Regions from separate parts of the Homo sapiens genome. Here all the other regions are linked to region 1. A link is a loop called in an ENCODE intact Hi-C map of the cell type or tissue named here. Cell type or tissue: IMR-90. All regions are shown on one strand. Region 1 has its middle 210 kb from the start of CDH5. Region 2 has its middle 100 kb from the start of CDH5. Region 3 has its middle 340 kb from the start of CDH5.

What was found. Peaks named below come from ENCODE experiments on the same cell type or tissue, not always from the same donor. Only the 100,000 strongest peaks of a DNase experiment are listed, where the experiment ranks them.
Region 2: it touches region 1 in a loop (4-fold over the local background); 3 of 110 quality-filtered maps call a loop at or near these places.
Region 3: a loop joins it to region 1, with 2.9 times the contacts of the local background. A loop is called at or near these places in 2 of 110 quality-filtered maps.

What each region holds. Positions count from the first base shown.
Region 1 is chr16:66,148,355-66,156,354 of GRCh38, forward strand. No RefSeq gene overlaps it. Among named protein-coding and RNA genes, the nearest start is that of CDH5, 210 kb to the right of the region's middle. In IMR-90, no CTCF peak of the experiment used is centred here; a DNase peak (open chromatin) is centred at 4,757; H3K27ac peaks cover 3,580 bases.
Region 2 is chr16:66,262,579-66,270,578 of GRCh38, forward strand. No RefSeq gene overlaps it. Among named protein-coding and RNA genes, the nearest start is that of CDH5, 100 kb to the right of the region's middle. In IMR-90, no CTCF peak of the experiment used is centred here; DNase peaks (open chromatin) are centred at 4,203 and 5,853; H3K27ac peaks cover 3,381 bases.
Region 3 is chr16:66,021,894-66,029,893 of GRCh38, forward strand. No RefSeq gene overlaps it. Among named protein-coding and RNA genes, the nearest start is that of CDH5, 340 kb to the right of the region's middle. In IMR-90, a CTCF peak has its summit at 4,534; DNase peaks (open chromatin) are centred at 6,828 and 7,118; H3K27ac peaks cover 693 bases.

The DNA.
Region 1 (8,000 bases):
TTTCCCATTACAAATAATTTGCTTTTAAAAGAAAAGGCCCCTTTCCAACTGAAACTCCCAAGTACAATAAAAAACCTAGAAGGGCTCCTATTTTCTTCTGCCCCTTGACTCCCCTTGCCTCATCTGTGAGCCTCGCTAAAGTGTGTGATTGGATTTTTCATTAAAAGCCCCCCTCCCACTTTCTGAAGAATCCAAGAAGCAGCAGAAATCAGATCTAGCGTTGTAAAATCCTAGCATATCTGAGTCGGGAGGAACCTTGGGGATATGCACTTTCTAACCCTCTGATTTCCCATTTTTTCAAAGGAGGAAACTGCCTAAGTCCACGCAGGCATTATGTCAGGGCCGGGACAGGAAGCCCATTCTCTTGGCTGCTAGATCGTTTCCACCTGACCAATGCCACCTCACATCTGGGTTTTCCCACCTCCTGGCCCCCAGTTATCATCCTGGGATTTCACATCCTAAATAAACTGTGCAGAATCTCCAAGAGCTCTTTGGGAATCCAGGTGCATGTGTGCAATGAATAACCTCATCAATTACAGAGGAGATGGTCATGTGTGTGATTGTGTATGGAATGCTCTTCCTATCTCTGGAATAAAATCTTTGATGCCATTGGTACTCTATTCTTCCAAAATAAAGTATAGAAAATTTCCATTTCTTCCAGTGGTTAAGTACAGAGTTCGAAAGGTCATAAACTGTTTTACATGACCAAATTGATTAGCTTCTCTATCCCTACCTAACAAAATGCAAGAGATCCAAGTGTTTCATTTCAGCCCAAGAAATCCATCGTTAAGTTTAATGCAAACATTGTTCTTCATTACTCAGCTGGATCTTCTTTGAAAGGGAATTCATTGTAATACGATTTGGACAAACCTGCAGAATCATATTAAAACCATAAACTATGTAGAAGTACACGTGCTGGCAGGCATGGGAGATAAGTTGGGCACTTGGAAAAGTTATTATCATGCTCCAAATTTAGTGTTCCAGTGTCTAACTGCAACTCATAATGTTAACTATCAGGCTGTTTAGGCATCTTTATTTCTTGTCAGGAAAATGAAATTGTCTCCTGTCATGTTGGACAGTCTGGGTATATAACTTATGTCACAGACAACAAAAATGTGTAATTTTATATGTTCCTGTACTCAATATTTTAGTACAAAAGGACTTCAAACTCGAATTAATACACTTGTTCAGCATGCCATTTTTGAAAACCATAGCGGAGCAGCAAATGAAGAACATTACGTGATACAAGCAACTTGTCTTGCTATTTTTTTTTTTTTAGTTAAGACGTAAGGAGAGAAAAGGAGTAGATATTTATCACTCTAAGTTACTTCCTGAAGTCTGAAGAATTCTCTCTTTCATCATTGTAATTTGGTAATTAGATCCATAAACATGCAATTAGCTAGAAAGGGGACGTTTTTATTTGTCCCAGAATTTGCAAAGAAATTTGCCACCCCAACCCAAGTTTTTGGTACCATGTGGGTCTTCTGGGTCTGGGTTTTCATGATTCACCAGTGACCACAGAAATGGGGCCATGATGGCAATGGCCCTCCTACCCTGTTTCTTCACTCCTTCATCTTGATGTCAACTGTATGCCCCTAAAAATGTCTACCATCGACTGGTCCCACCTTTCCCTTCTTCCCTGTCTTGACCATAAACCAGCCACTCCACGTATGTTTGCACCATACTTGCCCCCATCCCACCCCATGCTCCATAGACTTCTCCTCTGTCTTTGAGGCTTCATGGCTTCCTGTCCTTCCTCCTCCAAAACTCCCTCACCCCCAATTGTGCCTGCTCCTGAGTCCCCCATCTTAAACTGAGGACACTCTCTCTTGACCCCACGCTCCCCTCCTCTCCCTGCTCCTGTCTTCTCGTCACTGTGGAGTCATTCTCACTCCAGTTCTGATCCTTCTCTTCCCCATTCTAACAACCTGCTATGCAGCTGTTAATATGCTTCTGCACCATCTGAACCACCTGCACCACAAGCAAAACTGTCCCTTCTAATTTGCCCATGTCAAAGGGTTCAGCCCTCAGACCTTCTAGCCATTGCCAGCATCACACCCATGCCCATATTCCCTCAGTCCTTACCACTCCTGAGCATGCAGACCCTACAGCTTCCACTATAGCACGTGCAACTCTGCCTGAGGGCCTTTTCTGGTCACTGGACCATGCTCAGCTCACATGGGCAGACCAGAAGTGCCAGGGAGTTGGTACCTCCCAGAAGCAGCTCTCTACCAATAATGGACAAGACTTGGTGGATAAACACCCCAGTTCCCTCATCCCTTGTTGGGGATAATCTTGAAGCATATTCTACAATGTCTACTAGAGTTCCCATGCTGGTTTTAACCCCACTGTGGTTATTTAATGCTCTCATGGTCAGGGATTTTATGGTTGGAAGAAACAGACCAATCCCAACTGGTTCAAGGGACAAGATCCAGGCTGGAGACATAAACCTGGGAGGCCTTGGCATACTGACACATGAGTGAAGCAGCAATTACAAGTAACACACTTCCTGTCTCACAAGGTGGCTGTGAGAGGGGAAATGGATACTTCACCCCACCCTGCTCAGCACTGTGCTAGGCCACAAACTGAAAGCTTGGTAAACAGGAATGTTCTCACTTGCATAAGGTTATGCAAGAATACATTTGTATAATCACAGAATTTTGGATAGATCGTCTAGCTCAAAAGCCTTAATTTGCAGGTGGAAAAACTAAGGCTAAGACAAAGGAATTGACTTGCCCGGCATTTTCCCACCATTAAAGATTGTTTCCTTAAGATTTACATGCCCAGCAGTAAAGGAGAAAGGTGAAGTTTAACTGTTCCTTGATATTCAATTAGACTGTTAGGAGTTACCAATAAACTTTCTAAAGGCCAAAGCCAATAAACACGCTTTCGTTTTGATTTTGTTTCTGCCTTCTGCATCTAGTGCTGCTGGCCACTCCCCTGATTTAAACTCTCCTGATTCAGCTGATTTTCTGGCAAGAAAGAAAATGAGGAAGAAAAAGGAAAAAGGGCAGAAGGGAAAGTGACCTAGGGCAGATTCCCTGGAAGCAGAGCGCAGGGCAGGATTTGGATGCACTGAGGCAGTGAGGAAACGCTCTTGGGAGGGAGCGGTGAGAGAAGGACAGGGCAGGGAAGGGAAGGGGCCCGGCAAGGGTGGGACCGCAAGCAGAGGCTAGCTGGACCCCACAGGAAGCTCCAGAGCAAGGGAAAGGGGACCCTCCCTGTGTGCCCTGTTGGTTAGTAGGTGGCCCAGGCAGCCAAGGCCGGGAGAAGCAAAGCCACCAGAGTTGGAATGAATTCTTATTTTATGTTGCTGTAGCATTATAAAGGCTTAACTTTCTCAGACCAGAAGCAGGGTTCATTCACCCAGGACACAGTTTCCAGTTCTCTGCCTCCTCCCAGTTCCTCAAAGGGGTGGATCCAGATACCTGCCCTATACATCCACCTCCTGGTGACCACCTCCCTATAAGATAGCTAAACACAACCTCCTTGCCTCGCCACACTGACCCCCACACCCTGCGTGAACTTTGCAGATGGCATGGCACAGGGATGACCCCACGGAAATCATGCTTGCTTGCCCCAAACCCACCAATTAGAACACCCCACGGGGTCCAGCATGGTGGCTCATGCGTGCAATCCCAATACTTTGGGAAGTCTAGGCAGGAGGATCGCTTGAGGCCAGGAGTTTGAGGCCAGCCTGGGCAACATAGCAAGACTCCATCAGTAAAAAATATTTAAAAATTATTTGGGTGTGGTGGTGTGTACCTGTAGTCCCAGTTACTTAGGAAGCCGGGATAAGCAGGAGGATTGCTTGAGCCCAGGAGTTTGAGGTTTCAGTGAACTATGATCACTCCAGCTTGGGCAACAGAGTGAGACCATGTCTCTAAAACATCAAAATTTTTAAAAGTGTTTTAAAGAGCACACCCCACAAGAAACTTGTTTGGGGATCACCCTAGACACCAGTAAAAGCTTTGGCCCACGGGCCCCTTTATCCTTCTCTTGCTCCCTCCTCTGTCCCAGACATGCATGTTCTGCCAAGAGGAGAGAGGGAGCAGCTGGAATTCACCACCTTCCTTGCAGGGTTCCTGAGCATTACCATAGCACAACGCTCCCCTCAGCCAGAACCCAGGCAGAAGGACTGGAGTTCAGAAAACAATGGTCTGTTTGACTGGCTTTGAGTTTCTGGGTATTTGCAGGTCAGGCAGCCTGGGTATTAATAAGTGATGGGGTTGTGGACCTACAGAAAGATGTGCAGGCCTGAGGGTGAGTGCAGTGGGAGGAACAGTACCTGTACCCCCAGCGCCCTGCATGGTGCCAGCAGAGGGGTGTGTCACCCACTCTGCTTCCCATTTGCCCTGTGACTTTAGACAAGCCCCACCCCCACCCCGGTCCCTGGGCCATCATCTCTCCATCTATGACAGGAGGGGTGTGAACTGGGTGATCCTTAAGGAGTCTCCTTTCTCTAACATTGGGTGGCTCTAGATTCCCAATCAGGCCTGTGGCCAGCAAGGCTGACCCTGGGAGGCATTCAGGGCTGAGACAACCAGAGTCAACAGCTCAGGGAGAGCAAATCCCAGGGCCCCCCAAACACAGGCAAGAGAGGCAAGACAGGAATGCACTATCCAAATATTTGAATTGTCTAAAAACAGACCAAAGCAGCCTTCAAAATACATATTTCGCATGCATACCAAACCCACAAAATGCATAGCTCAAAATCCTGAACCACCAGAAACTGAATCAAAAGTGCAGGCCTTAAATGAATACGCTGACAGAAACAGGAGCAAGACTTTCGCAAGCAGCCTGTTTTCATCAGAAAACACATAAACAGGTTTGAGGGGAGTAAGAGGATTGAAAAGAGGTCAGGGGCTCTGGAATCTTCTCAATGACAGCACTGCCCAAGAATCTTCCAAAACTCCCTCTCAACTGCCTGGGAAGAGAGAGACCCCTTAACCAGAGCAGAGTGATTTGTATGTGTTATTTGTGTTATTGGCTTTCACAGTAACCCCCTGTGGCAGGCTGAGGAAGCTGGACTCTAAGAAAGTCACTTGTTCAGTGCCAGGAAGCTACAAAATAGCTGAGATAGGATTCAAAATCAGGACTGTCGAACACCAAACCCCAAGCTCTTTGCCCCTAGGCAAACTGTGAAGATGAATTTGGATGATGTTGCCTATAGTAGGCCAACCTAGGTCATTGATAGAAAGTTCCAGAAGTTCTGTGCACATGCCTAACTATTACAATGGTCACTGTAAAAAGAAATTATAGTGCTGATCTAAAAAAAACAAACGCTCAGAATTCTGTTAAGTCTAAAACAGGGATGGAAGGGCCAAGTATGGCATAGGTTTATCCTGCAGGCATCTCCAAGGCCAAGAATAGGCACTGGCTTGCTCACAGGAAGAACTTTGTGTTGGTCACAGATGAAGGTAGAACGGGCTGTCCCAGAGGTACTGAGCTTCCCCTCACAAGAGGTGTTCAAACAGTAGGTCTTTCCAAAATGCAGGCTTGACAGCATCAGCTTCCTCCTTGGTGTTTCAGGCCCTCCCAGTCTGGCCTCTACCCCTTCCCCAGCCTCACACACAAACTCCTTTACCACTGGCCTCTTCGGTACACACCAGAACTTCTCACCAAGATCAGGCCTCTCTTCATCCACTCTGCACCCCCTGCTGAAATGTCCGTGTGCCCTTTCCACACCTACAGCCTCCAACCCGTTTTAAGGATCTGCTCCAATGCCTCTCCTCCAGCCACACACCAAGCAGGCTTGGGGACATTTCTTTGGCATTCTTATGTCATCAACCATGTATTTACCTCTTTCCCCATCACTCTTTGGTCATCATCTACTAGCAATGACTTTGTTCCCCCCATTAACAAGCACCATGCTTGCTCTAGGTAGACCCTCATTAATACCTTTGCATGAAAGTAACTGGCTCATGTGGTTTGCACTCTTTTTTTTTTTTTTCTTGAGATAGAGTCTGACTCTGTTGCCCAGGCTGGAGTGCAGTAGCACCATTTCAGCTCATTGCAATCTCCATCTCCTGGGTTCAAGCAATTCCCCTGCCTCAGCCTCCCAAGTAGCTGGGATTATAGGCGTGTGCCACCACACCCAGATAATTTTTTATTTTTAGTAGAGACAGAGTTTTACCATGTTGGCCAGACTGGTCTCGAACTCCTGACCTCAGGTAATCCACCCCGCTCAGCCTCCCAAAGTGCTGGGATTACAGCCGTGAGCCAGCACACCTGGCCGGTTTGCACTCTTAAGCCAAGCTTGAGGCCTTCCCATCTTCCCAGAGAGGAAAGTCACATATAGGTATGTGTGTATATATGCACATGGATGTATGGCACATAGAATGCCCTGCCCCAGCCACCTTGAAAGCTCCAGGCTAGAAGGGGGAAAGCTCCCCACTCTGCCAGGAAGCTTGTGGTTGGCAGCTAATCAGGTCATCTTTGAAGTTAAGACCATAATGATAAAAAAAAAAAAAAAAACCCCTCAAGGAAGAAATAATCAGGAAGCTCAACAGGGGCATCTGGGCTCAGAAATCGCAAAAGTCAGTGATATTTTTAAAATAAGAATACTTTCCAGATTCTCAAGGGACGCACTGAGGTCTTCTGGTATCTAACCATTTGCACCGCCTCCCTCGTCGAGATTAAAATGCTTCCTCCCAGCCTCTGAATCTCTGCTGTTCGCACACTGAAGATAATCCTCTGGCATGTGGCTGCGTGGGCCAGATGGTTAGCAATTCTTCAGGCAGGATACAGTTCCGCAGAATGGGAATGTAGAGGGCTGGCTCTAGGTGGAGAATCCATTGATGGACAATAGCAACAGGCCCCTCTCTTCCAAGGAATTGTGCTGGAGAGCTGCTCAGTCCCCCAAGACAAGCCAAGTTTGGTCAAACGTCTCCCATCAAGTCATCCTGTGGAAACCCCAGTGAGCTTTGACGGGGACAGGGAACACTATCAAAGATGACCTTCAGTGGACACCAATGGTTCAATCATAATTAAAGCCTCATTGTTTGCAGATGGCCTTTACACACGCCCTTTCACCCCTGCCCTTTTGGTTAGTCCCCCAGTATGCGATGAAGGAGATGATATTGGTTTCTCCCTATTACATATGGATCTGAATCCCAAGGAGGGGAAATGACCTTCCCAGACTGCATGCCCTGTGTTTTCTAACCCAGAGCTCTCCCTGCAGTCTCTGAAGAGTTCCACCAATGGCACCCTTTTCTTCCCTACGTACAATACCTAGTACAGAGCCCTAGCATAGGAAGAACTCAGTAAATGTTTAACTGGGCTCTACTCGATGATACCCCTGCAGGAAAACAAAGAAAACATAACTCCTGGTATTGATGCTAATGAGTTTTAGGGGTCACAGGAGAAGGCATTCGGATGGGGGGAGACAGCCCCACTTCTGGTCCTGCACAGGTATTTGAATATCTCACGAACAGAGCCAACTGCACTCTCTTGGCCTCAGAACGATCCAACTTTTACCCTGAAGATCACACAGCTGCCAAATGGCAGCAGCAGGTTTTGAATCCAGGCAGTCTGACTTCAAAGCACCCACATCACCTCCCAAAGGAAGTTTGACTTAGTGCCCATCCTACCCCTCCCTACACCAATGTTCTTCTTCAGTGTCCCTTTTTACCCCTTTCAGTTCTCTCTCTCGGCTTTTAGGCATTTTCATCTTGCTGTTCATCTCCACCAAAGCAGTGGGTTTTTCAGTGCAGGGTTGAATAACTTTACATCTGTCACTTATACCTTAATATAAGTGAGTGTGAGTCAAAACATTAGCTCGTTCAACGGTGCCTGGGTTTCCAGTCTTCTTTCTCTCTAGTAAAGGGATCCAGAGATTACTGAGGGGGTGGTTATTCAGTGCACGGTCCCTTCTCTATGATTTCACCCAGGTGGCCCTGCACAGGGAGGCTGCTAGTGGATTTGGCTGAGAGCAAGCAGAGGGGAATTTTCACCAGGGCTGCCTCCAGGAAGGGCAGTTTTCAAATCCTCCTGGGCAG
Region 2 (8,000 bases), 110 kb after region 1:
ACTGCAGGTAGCATCAGGTGGGCCTAGGGGATGAGGGCACAGCCTCCTAGCACCTGCCTCAGCTGTTATGGTTGCTGTTTTCACCACAAAATCCCTGGGCCTGTGCTCAAGGCCCTCTCCTGGGGACTTGAACACATGGTGCTGGGCACTCCCCAGCCCTTAAATGTACTCTGGATGGCACCCTTCCCCATCAGCCTGGCTCCTGGCACACCTGGATAGGGTGACTGGGGAGAGTTCAATGGAGGGACCTGTCTGTATCTGTTTCTGGAGATGTCATAAAAAATCACCACACACTTAGTGGCTTAAAACAACAGAAATGTATGAGCTCACAGTTCTAGAGGCCAAATGTCTGAAATCCATGTGTGGGGCAGGACCCTGATCGCCAGCCAGGAAGCCTCCAGGGGAGAATCCCTCCTCGCCTCTTCCAGCTTCAGGCGGCTCCAGGCGTTCTGTGGCTCGTGGCTGCCTCCCTCCAATCTCTGCCTCTGTCTCCACATGGTGGCCTCCCCTGTGTCTCTGTGTCTTCTCATCTGTCTCTTACACGGACATTTGTCTTATAACTTAGGGCCCGCCTAGATAATCCAGGATGATCTCATCTTCAGATCTCTAAACTTAATTACAAATGCAAAGATTCTCTGGCTAAATAAGGTCACATTCACAGGTTCTGGGGCTTAGAATGTTGGCATACTTTCTGGAGGTCACTATTCAACCCACTGAAGAGTGTTTACAGAAGGCTTAAAGCAAACCCACAAGGGGAGGTAGATCTCCAAAGGCCAAAAGCAGTTTCCACCCCTCAGCCTCCAGAGATGGGGGGGAATAGGACCTTGGAGGGAGCTGGAGCTATCTCAGGAGGCACTGTTAACCCACAGTTCAGCATGAAGGGGCAGGGAAGAAACCTCCTGCTGCCACCCCCCACCCATGAAACTGACACAGAGACCAGAGGATGAGAACCCAGGTGTCGCAGACAATGGCCTGCAGCTCCCGGCACACAGTGGCATGGAGAATGATCTGGAAGGGCAAACCTGAATATCCTGTATGCCCCTAGTTTCTTGCTTCAATGCCTCTGGCGCAAACATTTGCCTTGTGAATGAGCATCTCATTAAAGGAGAAACAGATAAAAACCCCGTGTCTATTGAGCTGGGATTTCCTTCAAGGGGCTCCAGACTTCTTTAGCCTCTGGTACTAAACTCTTAAGCCCCAGGCCTCTTTCTCATGCCTGTCCTAAGTCCATGATGTCCCCAGATTCCTGACATGACACCTTGTGGAACCAGGCCAGACTGCCCGGCTTCCCTGCCATACCAGAGAGGAAGAGACCAGGGGCAGTATTATAAGGGAGTGGGACGGGAGAGTCTGCAGTCCTAGAACAGAGGTGGGATGGCCCCACCTCTATGCTTCCCATTATAAACAGAGTAAGGAACCTGGAGCCAAAACGCAGCCCAGCCCAATTTCACTGCCAATGCCACATGCCCAGCCCAGCCCTGCCCAGCACTCTGGAGCTGGGCATCAACAGGTGCTAGGGGAGAAGCCAGTGGCCTGGGATTCTCTGGGCAGAGGGGTCCCACCCTCACCAGCCCCAGCATTCCACCCACAAGTGTCACCTCACCACAACCAAAGCCCAGAATCCCACCCCATGGGCCACTCTACCCTGCCACACAGAAAGCAAACCTGCAAATCACTCCAATTGCTGTTCATCAAGTGCCACAGAACAAAATATACTGCAGAAATCACCCAGCTGCTCCATAGAGGGGCTGAGCCCCCTCCAATTACTGTCATGTAACCTTCTCTAACTTGATTCCCCTTATCTTATCTATAATAGATAAATGTCCAGTCCAGGGAGGGGAAAATTTTCCAAAAACCTAGTATAATAAACCACAAAAATGCCAGCTGTCACCAGCAGGAAGCAGTCCCCATTAGTGGGCACAGAGCAATCCTCACAGCTCCCACCAAGCTCCCTGTCCAGGGAAGAGTGTTCCTGAAGTCCCCCCACCTTCCCCGCTCACTCAGTCAGTGACATTTATGAAGTGCTCACTCTGAGCCAGCCTGGAGGACAGCATGGTGCCTGCCAGCCTCCAGCTACTCCCAGTATGGGGGAGCAAGCAGCCAGCCCAGAGACGATGTCCTTGTTGTCCGGAATGTCGTGGACACCGGCCATGGGTTCCCTCTCCTCGACCTCCTGTCAGCCACTTGGAAGGGCCCGGGCAGGACAGCCAGCGGGAGCCTTGGTTAAATCCGCCCTCTCTGCAGGAGCTACGCATCCTAATTCTGCCTTGGCAGAGACATGAGCGGTTGGCGGTCCAGGCCATGGTAGGGGATGGCAGAACACGGGATAAGACTGCCCGTGGGCCTCACTGCTTCCTGACTGGGCGCTAAAGTATCCACACTGCAAGGCTCTGGAATGCTGATGGGCTCCGGAAAGCACGAGGGGCCAGGCCAGCTGCAGAGGCCATGGGACTCCAGGGGAGAAGGGAGGGCTTATGGAGGAAGCACAAAGAGAGGGAATTTCTACCCAGGGTCATCTGTGCCCCTGTCACTACCAGGCCCCACTGGTTGTTGGAAGAGGGAGCACAGGCCTTTTCATCTTGTCCATCCAAGGACTCCATGAGCCTTCCCCTCAAGCCTGTGGGGTCTACCCCAGGTCATCTGCGCCCCAATCACTACCAGGCCCCACTGTTCGAACGGGGAGCACAGGCCTTTTCATCTTGTCCATCAAAGGTCTCCATGAGCCTTCACCTCAAGCCTGTGGGGCAGGGGGCATAGCACTCAGTGAGAAGGGTAGAAGCCTGGGTTCAACCACAGCCTCCCTGTCTTAGACAAGCCACTTAAACTGCCTGAGCCTCAGTTGCTTCGTCTGCAGAGTCAAGCTAATATAGCTGTACCCACCTGAAAGGGTTGTGAGGTCAGCTGGGATGAAATGGGAGAAGTGCACATAGTAAGTGCTCATTCAATGACAAATGTTAATATCATTACTACTATTATTACTTCCAAATGGGGAGCTGAGGGGCCAGGTGAGTTATCCCCAACAACACATAGCAGGAAAGGAAGTTGCGAGGCCCTGTCCTGGAGTGCTGAGCCAGGCCTGCTCTCTGCCAGCCGCACAGGGTACGTCCCACTGTAATGCCTCCGAGTTCCTCCATCACAAATCAGACATGTTTCTGATGTGGAAGTAAGTTGTAGAGGTTGTAACACAAACTACTGGACACAGCTGAGCCCAGAGCCCACTGCACTGGGTCACTTCGGGGTGAATCTTGGCTGAGTATCTTGAGGCAGGTCACCAGTCCTATCTGGGCTAATTTTCTCCAGCTATAAGATGAGGTGGGGCCGGGTGCAGTGTCTCACACCTATAATCCCAGCACTTAGGGCGGCCGAGGCCGGTGGATCACTTGAGGTCACAATTTGAGACTAGCCTGGACAACATGGTCAAACCCCGTCTCTACTAAAAATACAAAAAATAGCCGGGTGTGGTTGCAGGTGTCTGTAATCCCAGCTACTCGGGAGGCTAGGCAGGAAAATCACTTGAACCCAGGAGGCGGAGTTTGCAGTGAGCCAAGATCCCACCACTGCACGCCAGCCTGAATGACAGAGGGAGACACCATCTCAAAAAAAAAAAAAAAAAAAAAGAAGGGGTGGAATTGGATGGTTCTGCCATCCTCTGTGACCAGAGAACAATCCATTTCACCCCACAGACCCCCTGTCCTCTCCCCTGCTGGACCCCCCACCAGCCTTCAATGAATTTGAACACTGACACTATCAGATAAAGCCTGTTGCTGCTTGAGGTCAGAGCAAGGGATGTCAAAAATTGCCGGAAATTTTTCAGTCGTGAAAAAAAAAAAAAGCACAGGAGAGGCTGGAATACGAGCAGTTTTCAGTATGTATTTTTAGGACCCTGTACAGGCCTGAAGTTCCTTTGATGAGTTTAGAAACAAAAACATGTGTGTGTGGTATGTTTGCTTGATTTAGACATGGGTGTGACTGGAGTTAAAACAGCTTCCCCGTTTGGATTTTGTGATTTGTTGGGAAAAGCCAGAATGTTCTTCAGAACAAAAAGACATTCCTGGCCCCCATCACCACCGCCCCATCCATCTTCCTTTCTTTTGTTTCTCCTTGGTCTTCCTTCCCTGTTCTGAGTAGGCGGCTCAGTCTCTGAGCAATCAGACCCCACCCCCACCCCGTGAGGTCCCTCCAAGTGTAGCATCCAGCCCCGACCGCAGCCTACGCCTCGCCCCAGCAGCTGCAGACAATTGCATCCAGATGTGCATGCAGTGGGCCGGCCAGGAACTGCCCTGGCGGCCACCACTGGAGAGCCCAGCAGTGACAGCTCAGCCTCGGGGCCAGCAGGCTCCCAGGACCCCCACTCACCTCCCAGCAGACGTTCCTCGCAAACCCCATCAGGAAACGCTCCAGAAAGATCGGGCTATTCGTTCGGGGCTCTGCGGGGCTGACCCTGAGCACTCACACCCCATCCCACATGCTGTCCAGGCATGCTCACTGGCTCTGATCCCCACAGGAAGAACTCGCCCAGCTTAGGGACCGGGTTTTCCTGGACTGTGGGGGAGCGTATGTGTCCACGTTGCAGCCAGGCATGGACCGTGGGTCTGAACAGGCAGAGACCTCTGAGACCACAGGGCTGTGGTTTCTTCCCTGCATCTGGATCCTCGTAAGGTGGCCAGGCAGAAACCACAAGCCACATACCTTCCTACACACCTTCTCTCCTAGGACCCCTGCAAGGGTCCTGTTGAGCAGATGTTACCAGCCCACTTCTGGATAAGCCCAACGAGCTCAGAAATCTTCAAGAAGCAACTGGACCAGTGGGAAATGCAGGTCTGGGTGATTCCAGCCTGAGGCCTGAGACTGAGCCCAGTTTCCTCAGGCTCCAGACAACTGGGTGGCCAGGACCCGGCCGGTCAGCCCCATCTGGGGTGGTCAGGGTGGGGCACAGATGCTGAAAGTCGCTCCCACTGTGCACAGGTGGGGCCCTGGCTGAGGCAGGTCAGGACCTCGTGACCTGTTACCCCCCCCCCACACACACACAACCACACACACAACCATTCATACCCATGGAGAAACTGGGCACAATCGTAGACACACAAGTCTCACACAAGCTGACATATATGCGGGTTGACCCACAAACACACACACACACACACACACTGCCTGCTGGGCTGGTCTGGCAGGGCCTGGGGTAGGTCAGTCCTTTGAGGGGAAGGGCAGCTGCTCTTGTATTTCTGCCTGGGTCCCCCCGAAGGCAACAAGATATCAGCCCTTGAGTCTGGACTCTGGCCAAGGGGAGAGGGGACAGAAGGAATGAGAGTTAGAAGAGAGCAACGCAGCAGAAGAGGAGAGGGAGAAGAGAACAAAAGGAAAAGGAGGGAAGGAGGAGGGGGAAGAGATGAGGAAGAGCAGAGAAGGAAGGGTGCATGAGGAAGAGGGAAGCGGGGAAAGGAGGACAGGGAATGGGACAGGGGAAGGAGAGAGTGCAGGAGTAGGCCCTCTCGTAAGCCCCAGCGAGGGCAAAAAACATAATCTCCAGGTCTGGAATCAGACACATAATACATTGGACTTCTATGAGCACGTGTGACCTTATGCAAGTTACTCAACATCTCTCAGCCTCAGTTTCTTTTTCTCTAAAATGGAGATAATACAGTAGCCCCTTTCATAGAGAGGCATAGAACATATTGAACAGTCCCAGGTACATGGGAGAGCTTGATAAGGTTGCAAGAAAGATGGAACAGGTACTGGAGGCCCGAGCAAAGTCATATGCTTCCCGTATCCGGCCCGTGGTGAGTGCTTGGAGGATTTAACTGCTGTTATTTCTAATACTGCCGTCATCTTCCTCACATGCCAGGCACTGCTCCAAGTGTCTTTGTATCTATTACCTCATCTGACCTGCCAACAACCTTACAAGTGATTAGACTCATGATCCCTATTTTATAGATGGGTTAGGCAGAGGCCCAGAGAGGTTGAAAAACGACTTGTTCAAAGACACACAGCTGGCAAGTGGTGAAGCCAGCATACAGGATGGTCTCCAAAGCTTACATTTGCAACTGTCACTACAGGGCACAGTATTTCCTGTTTAAATCATGATTTTTAAAAATTAAAGTAAATGGCAGAGCATGGTGGCTCATGCCTGTAATCCCAGCACCTTGGGAGGCTGAGGCAGGCAGATCACCTAAGGTGAGGAGTTCGAGGCCAACCTGACCAATATGGTGAAACCCCGTCTCTACTAAAAATACAAAAATTAGCCGGGCATGGTGGTGGGTGTCTGTAATCCCAGCTACTTGGGAGGCTGAGGCAGGAGAATCACTTCAGCTGGGGAGGCGGAGGTTGCAGTGAGCCGAGATCACACCACTGCACTCCAGCCTGGGCAACAAGAGCGAGACTCCGTCTCAAAACAAAAAGAAAAAATAAAGTAAACAAGGTGGGATCCTAATAACCAACATTTATTGAGCATGTGCCATGTGCCAGGCCCTGTGCAGAATGTTTATGTCCTTGAATGCTCACAATGACCTCAAGAAATACATAGTATTAATATTTTTAATGAGGAAACAGAAGCACAGAAGGGTTAGGTAATTTGCTCAGGGTCACCAGCCAGGAAGAGAAGGACCCAAGTTCAAGCTCAGGTAGTGCTCCCAGAGACATCCTCTTCACCACTCAGCTAGAGATAGATCAACCTCATATTGTGATATTGAACAGTCTCTAAGATACATTTTTAAAATATATTTTAAGTCAAAAGCAAGGTATAGAGCAGCCTGTCTACGGTGCTATATTTTCTAAAGGAGACATATGGCCTGACACGTTTTTCTCTGCACAGAGTATCTGGAAAGCTATGTAGGAAGCTTGTACCAATTGCTGCCTGCAGGAAGAGGAACTGGGAGGCTGGGGTCAAGGAGGCAGAGAGATGCAGCACTTTTAGACCCTTTCCATATTTTATCCCTGCCTTTAAAAGGATGAATGTGTAGCGTCCCTTTCAGAAAGAAATGATTTTCACTCCTTGGTCAGTTTCATGGAGACATGGTGTTAGCTGGTATTTCCAGAGGGTACTCCCTGCTCAGGACTCGGGTTACGGGGAGGCCCGAATTTCTGTGTGATCTGTCACCCTCCAGTTGGAAATGACCCTCTCATTGTTGACAGCACACTAGAACAAGTTTGTCCAACTTGCGGCCTGCGGCCCAAGGTGAGTTCAGGGTTCCAACAATCAAGTCAAAGATGCCTGGAGGGAGGGAGGGAGGGAGGGAGGGGGCTGGGGGCAGCAGGATAGACCCTGCACTGCACAGGAAAGCAGGTCCCCTCTGCGGAGGGGAGACCCGGAATCAAACCAAGAGTCCTCTGCTGAACCAGCAGTTAGAGAGAGGGAGGGAGGGGAGACAGGGAGGGAGGGAGAGAAGAGGAAGGGAGGGAGACAGGGAAGCAGGGGGAGGGAGAGCCCCAGGAAGAACGGAAAGCAGGAAGGAGGGAGGGAGGGAAGAAGAGAGACGAGGAGGGAGGGGAGGGAGAGAGAGAGGGAGGGGGGAGGTAAGGCCCCAGGAAGGAGGGAGGGAGGGAGAAAGGAAGAAAAGAAGGAAGGGAGGACGGGAGGGAGGGAGGGAGAAGCAGAGGAGAGGGAAACGAAGAGAGAAAGGAGAGGGTGGAAGAAAGGAAAAATGGAGGGAGAGGAAGGGGAGAAAATGAAGGAGGGAGGGAGGAAAGCAGCCTTCTCTGGTGCTGAGATCAGAGGGATCTCAGCCGGGATCTGGCTGAGTGCGGCACCGAGTTCAGGGCCCAGTGACTGAGAAGAGAAACCTGAAGGCCTCGAGCTGAGGAGCTGCCACGCGGGCGGCAGGCGGTGCCACTTTGCAGAAGCGCAAACTGAGGCCAGAGGGGCAGCGGATCTCAGCTGGGTCCCCACGCTCGGCAGGAGACCGGGTGCTCCCCGCGGGGCCTGTGAGCGGGCCGCCAGGGCTGGGCTGGGGGTGGCAGCGCCGAACCGGGAGCGCAGCGCAGGGTCCGGGTTCGCTGGGAGGCCG
Region 3 (8,000 bases), 130 kb before region 1:
ATTGCTCCAGCAGTGTCCTTCATAGTTTTATTTGAGTCTAAGACCAATGAAAGTCCATGCATTGAATCTGGTGGTGATGCTCTCCAACCTCTCTTAGTCCAGACCCCTGTACTCAAACTGTGGTCGTCACAACAGCAGCAGCAGTATCAGCTTCGATATTGTTAGAAAGGCACAACCCCAGTCCACCCCCTGACCTTCTGAACCAGAGTTTGCATTTTAACAAGATCTCCAGGGAAATTGTATACATCTTAAAGTGTAAGAGCTCTTCCTTGAAAAACACACACATACATATATATACACATACATACATGTACACTCATACCTACATGCATACACATGCATATGCCCACATACATGTATACACAAACATATGCATATACCCACATACCTATACATACATACATGCATATACACACATACATACACACATATACACACATATATACACCTACATATACACAAACACATATATACACATGCACATACCTACACACATCATACATATACACACACATAAACCTACACACACGACACACACATCTATACCCTTTTTATTTCTTGTGGCAGTGGCTTTTTTTGTTTTTTCGAAGAGTCCGAGCCAGTTGTCTCATGGAATGTCCCACATGGGAATCTGTCTACTTGTTTCCTTGTGATTAGATTCAGAGCAACATTTTTAGTGAGAAAACCATGTAGATGATGTCTTCAACTTATTACTGTATCATAGAAGAAAGCTCATAATGTCAGATGTCCTGACTTTTGGTGATGCTACATTTGATCATTTAGTTAAGATGGTGAATGTCAGGTCTCACCACTGGTAAAGGTCCATTTTTTTCCTTGTAATTTCTAGTTAACATGCGGGGTGATGCTTTGAAACCATAAGGATATACTGTTCCCCAGCACCTTTCACCTGACAGTTTCAGCATCCTTTATGCTCCTTGCTTGAAGATATTATTGCACTGGAGGTTGAAAAATGATAATTTTCTCATTCTGTCTACATTGATTAGTTGGCATTTTTCTGTAAAGAAGAGTTCCTCTCCTCCCCCATCCCTTCTCTCTCTCCCTTTTTCTCTTTCTCTTTCTCTCTCCCCTAGTCTATTACCAACCATAGACTCATGAATACAGTATTGTTCTGTTTGACACTCAAAAATTGATCTAAATTTGGCCTGTGGGAGCCCATGCAAGCTGGCAGCCATGTGCCTTATTCCTCTCTGCATGTCTAGTAGCTCTGCTACTCTGGGCAAGTGACTTCATCTCTTTCTCAGTCTCTTCTCTGGAAGTTAGATAATGTAACGATTGACCTTGATAGGTTTTTTGTAAGATGAAATGAGTGAGCACATGTGAAACATTTGGAACTGTGCCTGCCACGCGCTAAAGCCAATGTAAGTGCTTGTTATTACATATTCTTATCATCTTTATCATGATGATCATCACAACCACCACCATCACCACCTCCCAGCCCAGGCTTTGGCATGGCTAGAGCTCCACAGGCAGCCGAGGGAGGAAGGGATGGAGGAAGAGAGAAAGGGTAGAGTAAAAATCTTTAAGAGGAGAGATGATATGTCAGCAACCCCTGGAAGCCCCTTCCTTCCCACCCTTCCTCCCAACCCTTCCTCACTCCCCTGCTCATGACCACTTGTTTGCTAATATCCAGCCTCCAGAGTAGGTGTGAAGCCCACCCTATCCCCTCACCCATGGAGACATATTTGGTGAACTGAACTAACACAGGGCTGTTAGATAAACCCGAGTTCTGGCTGACAAGATGTGTGCTCTTTCCCATCTGCTGCCTTCTAAACAATGCTGGTCTTATTATTTCAAACGACACGCAGTTCTCTCTGTAAATCTGCTTGTCATGCCAATTCAGATTTTATGTAAGTGCATTTCTCATTTCATTTTCCTCTGCATACAAGTCACTGATGCAAGGCAGCTAAACCCCAGGTCTGCCACACTCCCTGAAGGATGACCTTGGCCTAGTCTTCACTTCCTTGACCCCAGAAGGCACCTTGGTTCTCATTACAGAGACCATGAGGAGTCTCTGAAAGTTCGGGGGTAGGGGTGGTAAATTATGAAACAAGAACAACAGGAAGTTGGTGCTTGTTGAAGCTGGCAATGAGTGTATGAGAGTTGGTTGTATTATTCTCCCTAATTGCATATGTTTGAAATTTTCCGTAATAAGAAGTTGAGAAGGAAAACCTCTAAGAGCTGGGCATCTGGGCTGAGTTTTGCAGGGTGAATAAGAGTTTCTGGTCAAATAAGGAGCAGAGGAACAATCCAGACAGAAAGGGATGTCACAAGAGTAGAGCCCAGAGCTGGGCAGTCTAGTGGAAGATTATTCTATTTCACCCTAAAATCGTGAAGTGTGATTCAGTTCTGGTACTAACCACCCATAGTGCAGACCCCAGAAGCTAAGGGCTCAGTCCTCCACAAGACTGTCTTTACCTCAGACACCAGCTCAAGTGGGGTCCCACATCACCTGCCCTTCTGACCAACTGGCTACAAATGTGAAGGCTCCTAGTATTCCCTTCAGATTTGATAATTCACTAAAATAGCTCACAGAACTCAGGAAAGCACTATACTTATTACTACAATTTTATTATAAAGGATACAAATCAGGACCAGCCAAACAACAAGGTGAGACCCAGGAAGGTCTTGAATATAGAGCTTTCGTGCCCTCTCCCTGTCCATCTGCCCACTCATCCATCTATCTGCCCACCTATCCATCCATCCATCCATCCATTCACTCATCTGTTCACCCATCCATCCATCCATCCATCCATGCATCTATTCACCAATCCATCCATCCATCCATCCACCTATCCATCCATCCATCCACCTATCCATCCATCTATCCACCTATCCATCCACCTATCCATCCATCCCTCCATCCATCCATGCATCTATTCACCAATCCATCCATCCATCCATCCACCTATCCATCCATCCATCCACCTATCCATACCTCCATCCATCCCTCCATCCGTCCCTCCATCCATCCCTCCATCCATCCATCCATCCATCCATCCGTGCCTTCTCCCTGTAGAATCAGGGCCTGTCACTCTCTGGCCCATCAGTGTATTCACCAACAAGGAAGCTCCACTGAGCTTCAGTGTCTACAGTTTTTATTGGGGTTTCATTACATAGACATGATTGATAACTCAATCTCCAGCCTCCCTCACCTTACTGGAAGTAAGGCTGGCTCCAAGCTCCAATCTAACCACCTGATTGGTCTTCCTGGTGACCAGCCTCCAGCCCAAGTCATCTCATCTCAGCATAAACTCATGTGTGATCCAAGGGGATCCTGCGTAACAAAGATACTCCTATCACTAAAGAAATCCAAGAGTTGGCCAGGCACGGTGGCTCATGCCTATAATCCCAGCACTTTGGTAGGCTGAGGCAGGTCCATCACGAGGTCAGGATATTGAGACCATCCTGGCCAACATGGTGAAACCCTGTCTCTACTAAAAAATACAAAAAAATTAGCCAGGCATGGTGGTATGTGCCTGTAGTCCCAGCTACTCAGGAGGCTGAGGCAGGGGAATCACTTGAACCTGGGAGGCAGAGGTTGCAGTGAGCTGAGATTGCACCACTGCACTCCAGTCTGCCGACAGGCAAGACTCTGTCTCAAAAAAGAAAGAAAGAAAGAAAGAAAGAAAGAAAGAAAGAAAGAAAGAAAGAAAGAAAGAAAGAAAGAAAGAAAGAAAGAAAGAAAGAAGGAAGGAAGGAAGGAAGGAAGGAAGGAAGGAAGGAAGGAAGGAAGGAAGGAAGGAAAGAAGGAAGGAAGGAAGGAAGGAATCCAAGAGTTTTACAAGCTCTGTACCAGGCACCTAGGGCTAAGTCCAGACAAATGTTGTTTTACACAACAAAGGTACAAGGCAACAGAGAACACTAGGCAACAGGCACATGCTGAGTTTCCCATCTACACCTCTGCTTCTCTGGGTGCTCTGATTTGTGCTATCACCTGATTCTCAAGACATCACTGTAGAGTATATGTGCAGGGGAGGGAGAGAGGAAGGGAGGAGAGAGAGAGAAATGGAGAAAGAGAAGTGGAGAAAGTGACAGAAAGTAGAAGAGAGGGGAGAATGAAAGGAATGAAGATAAGGGAGATGGCAGAGAGAGGGAAAGTGGGGGAGATAGAGTGGAAGAGAATGAAAAGAGAGCAGGAGGAAAGAGACGGAGGAGGGAGAGAAGAGAAAGATTTTAACTGCACTTTACAAGAAACTGAGCTCCAGAGAGGATGAATGTCCAATTCAAAATCATATGAAAGAAGCAGCAAGACTCAAATCCAGGTGAATCATATTCCAACATGTGCTTATTCTGGTCTGGAGAAGAGGGCAAAGTAAGGATTTTATATGAAAATAATGAAGTTTCTGAGACTTTATTCTGATGGGTAATAAGAATCCGCAGAGGCTTGTAAACAGGGGAACGCAGTAACAGCTGTGCCTGCAGCTCCATAGGACATGGACAGGAGGGAGGCAGAGAGAGGTGGCATGCCAGAAAAGAAGAGCCAGGTCTAAAGGGGCAGAGATGAGGCCCCACCTAGAGGATTCATAGGGAAAGGCAATGGGAGACAGAGCAGGGACAAGGGATGCGCTGCTGGCTGACCCGTTTCCATTTAGAAGCATGAGCCCTGGCCGGGCATGGTGGTTCACACCTGTAATTCCAGCACTTTGAGAGGCTGAGGCAGCTGGATCACCTGAGGTCAGGGGTTCAAGACCAGCCTGGCCAACATGGTGAAACCCTGTCTCCACTAAAAATACAAAAGAATTAGCCAGGTGTGGTGGTGTGTGCCACCTGTAATCCCAGCTACTCAGGAGTCTGAGGCAGGAGAATCCCTTGAGCCCAGGAGGCAGAGGTTGCAGTGAGCCAAGATCATGCCAATGCACTCTAGCCTATGCGACAGAGTGACATTCTGTCTTAAAACAAAACAAAACAAAACAACCACAATAAAAAACAAAGAAGCATGAGGCCTTCCCCAGCCATGTAAACACAAGTTGGCTTATTATGTTATACAATATCCAGCCTCTGCTTTCTGCACATGTGTATGTCAGACAATTCTGCTTTTATGCAAATTGCTGTGTAATCCTTTCATCATCTAAGACATCACTGCTGCTGAATCCACCTGGTCCTCCTATCCCCCTGACAGTCTATACTAGTCATCCTACAGCAAAGAGGTCTATGGGCATATCCCCCCACCTTGAATTGCCAAATGAAATCTACCACGAACCAAGTGGCTTGAGGATTTTGCACACTGTCCCAGGCAGGTCAGGCAGAGCATTCAGGGGCAGCCCAGCCTGTCTCCTTTAGAGAGCCACACCTCCCTCATGCTGCTGGGTTCTGGAGAGAATGTTGGGGACAGCACACCCCACACACGCTTGCTACAGTGCAAGGCTCACATCCAGCCACAGCCACATGTGGCTCTTCATCCTCCAGCAACAGTGATGGGTCCAAGGGCAGCCAATCAGAATCATTGCTTGGAAGGAAAGCTGTCCTATTTCGGTTTGGGTTCATGCCAATCACATTCTATAAAGGTATGAAGGGCATCCTCCAGGCAAAGGCAAGAAGGGACTGGGGGTGAAAGCAGAGGGAAATAGAGAAGGAAAGTGAGAGAGATCACAATGTATATGAGGCCCTGGCTCAACCCCTGACGTTTCAAGTTATGTGAATCAATTATTCTGTTTTTCTTCAAGATAGTTATAAGCAAGTTTATTTCACTGGAGACGGTCATGCTAATCTATGGCATTGCTTTGAAATCGGTCATTTTCCATCTACTATTGTTGTTAGTAATTATCAGTAGCGGGCAGTGGCTCACACCTGTAACCCCAGCACTTTAGAAGACTGAGGCAAGAGGACTGCTTGAGGTAGCAGTTCAAGACCAACCTGGATAACATAGTGAGACCTCATCTCTACAAAAAAAAAATGTTTTAATTAGCCAGGTTTGGTGATGCATGCCTGTGGTCCCAGCTAGCCAAAAGGCTGAGATGAGAGGATGGCTTGAGCCCAGGAGTTGGGCACTGCAGTGTGCTATGATTATGCCACCATACTCCAGCCTGGATGACAGAGGAGACCCTGCCTCAGAAATAAACAACAACAACAAAAAACTATCAGCAGCATCCACTGGACTGTGCATCCAGGCAGCGAACTATTGGCTGCATTTGTCATTTTATTCCATCCTTGTTTAACCTGGAGAGATGAGCAGCAGTATTTCTTTTTTTTTTTTTTTTTTTTTTTTTTTTTTTTTTTTTTTTTTTTGAGAGAGAGAGTTTTGCTTTTGTTGCCCAGGCTGGAGTGCAGTGGTGTGAACTCGTCTCACCGCAACCTCCCCCTGCCAGGTTCAAGCGATTCTCCTGCCTTAGCCTCCCGGGTAGCTGGGACTCCAGGCACATACTACCACGCCCAGCTAATTTTCATATTTTTAGTAGGGACAGGGTTTCATCATGTTGACCAGGCTGGTCTTGAACTCCTTGCCTCAAGTGATCCACCCGCCTCAGCCTCCCAAAGTGCTGGGATTACAGGTGTCAGCCACCACACCTGGCCAGTATTTCATTTTATAGATGAGGATACTAACACTTGGACAGGTTTAGTGAATTGTTCTCAGATTCTTACCTTCTCAGCTTGTAAGTGATAAAGCCACTATGCAGATGGGAAAACTAAGGACTGGGGGAGAAAGTGATCTACTCAGTGTCACAGAGTAAGTCAAACTAGCAGCAGGATGCAAACTCAAAACCCTGAGTTCTCAGTCTAGTGCTCTGTTGGTCAGATCTGAACTATTTCAACAGACCAAAGGAGCTCTCCAAGGAACAGGATATGCCATTAGGCTGACTGCTATTCTGCCTTCCTGGATCCTCCCATTCACGTTTTAACCAATGTCAGGGGCTTAGAGGAAGGGCACATTCAGGATCCATGGACTGGACAGAAGTGTTTTTACTTTGTTTGTAGAGTGGCATAACAATTTGATTCAATACCTTACAACTGTGAGATTGCACACACAAATCTGGGCTATATCTTGGCAGCAGATTCCACTGGGCTTGGTGATGGATTGAATGTGGGAGTCTGACCCAGACTGAGAGCAGAGTGTCAACCAAACACAGTAAGTCCACCAGAGTCCCTCCCTCCCTGTCCCTGTTTCCATTCAGCAAATTGTTTCTGGCATTTCTACTACATGCCTAAGATCTGAGACAGCCAGAAACAAAGATGACACAGCCCTAGCTCCCAGATGATGCCTATGACAGGCAGATGTTTTTCTCCAATACTGCCATGTAACAAGTCCAAACTCTCAGTGGTGCAACATCATTTATTGCTTTTAAGTCTGTAGATTTACCGTTCTGGCTTTGGGGAAGTGGGGCAGGTTTGGGTGTGCTCCATGTCTCTCTCCAAGACCAGCAGCAAATACGGGCATTGTCTTCTCATAGCAAATAGCAGAATTGCAAGAGTCTGAGCAAAACTCCACAAATACAATTAAGCCAGACACAGTGGCTCATCCTGTAATTCCAGCACTTTGGGAGGCCAACGTGGGAGGATCTCTTGAGCCCAGGAGTTCAAGACCAGCCTAAGCAACATAGCAAGACACCATCTCTACAAAACAATACAAAAATTAACCAGGTGTGGTGGCTCACACCTGTAGTCCCAGCTACTTGGGAGGCTAAGGTGGGAAGATCATTTGAACCTGGGAGGTCAAGGCTGCAGTGAGCCATGACGGTGCCACTGCACTCCAGCCTGGGTGACAGAGTGAGACCCTGTTTCCAAAAAAAAAAAAAGAAAGAAACAAAACCTGCTTTTGCCACACCTACTAGCATTTTCTTGGCTAAAACAAGCTTCATGGTCATGTCCAAAGTCAATGAGAAATGAGACTGAGATAAGTACACTACCTTTCCTATAGATATTGCAAAGTCATATGGCAAGGGGGTACGGATGTATAATACTATTATATGAGAAGGGAGTAAAGATATGGTACTATTCAGTATTCATAATGGATCAGTCTTTTAAGTCATTGATTTGCCACTCTG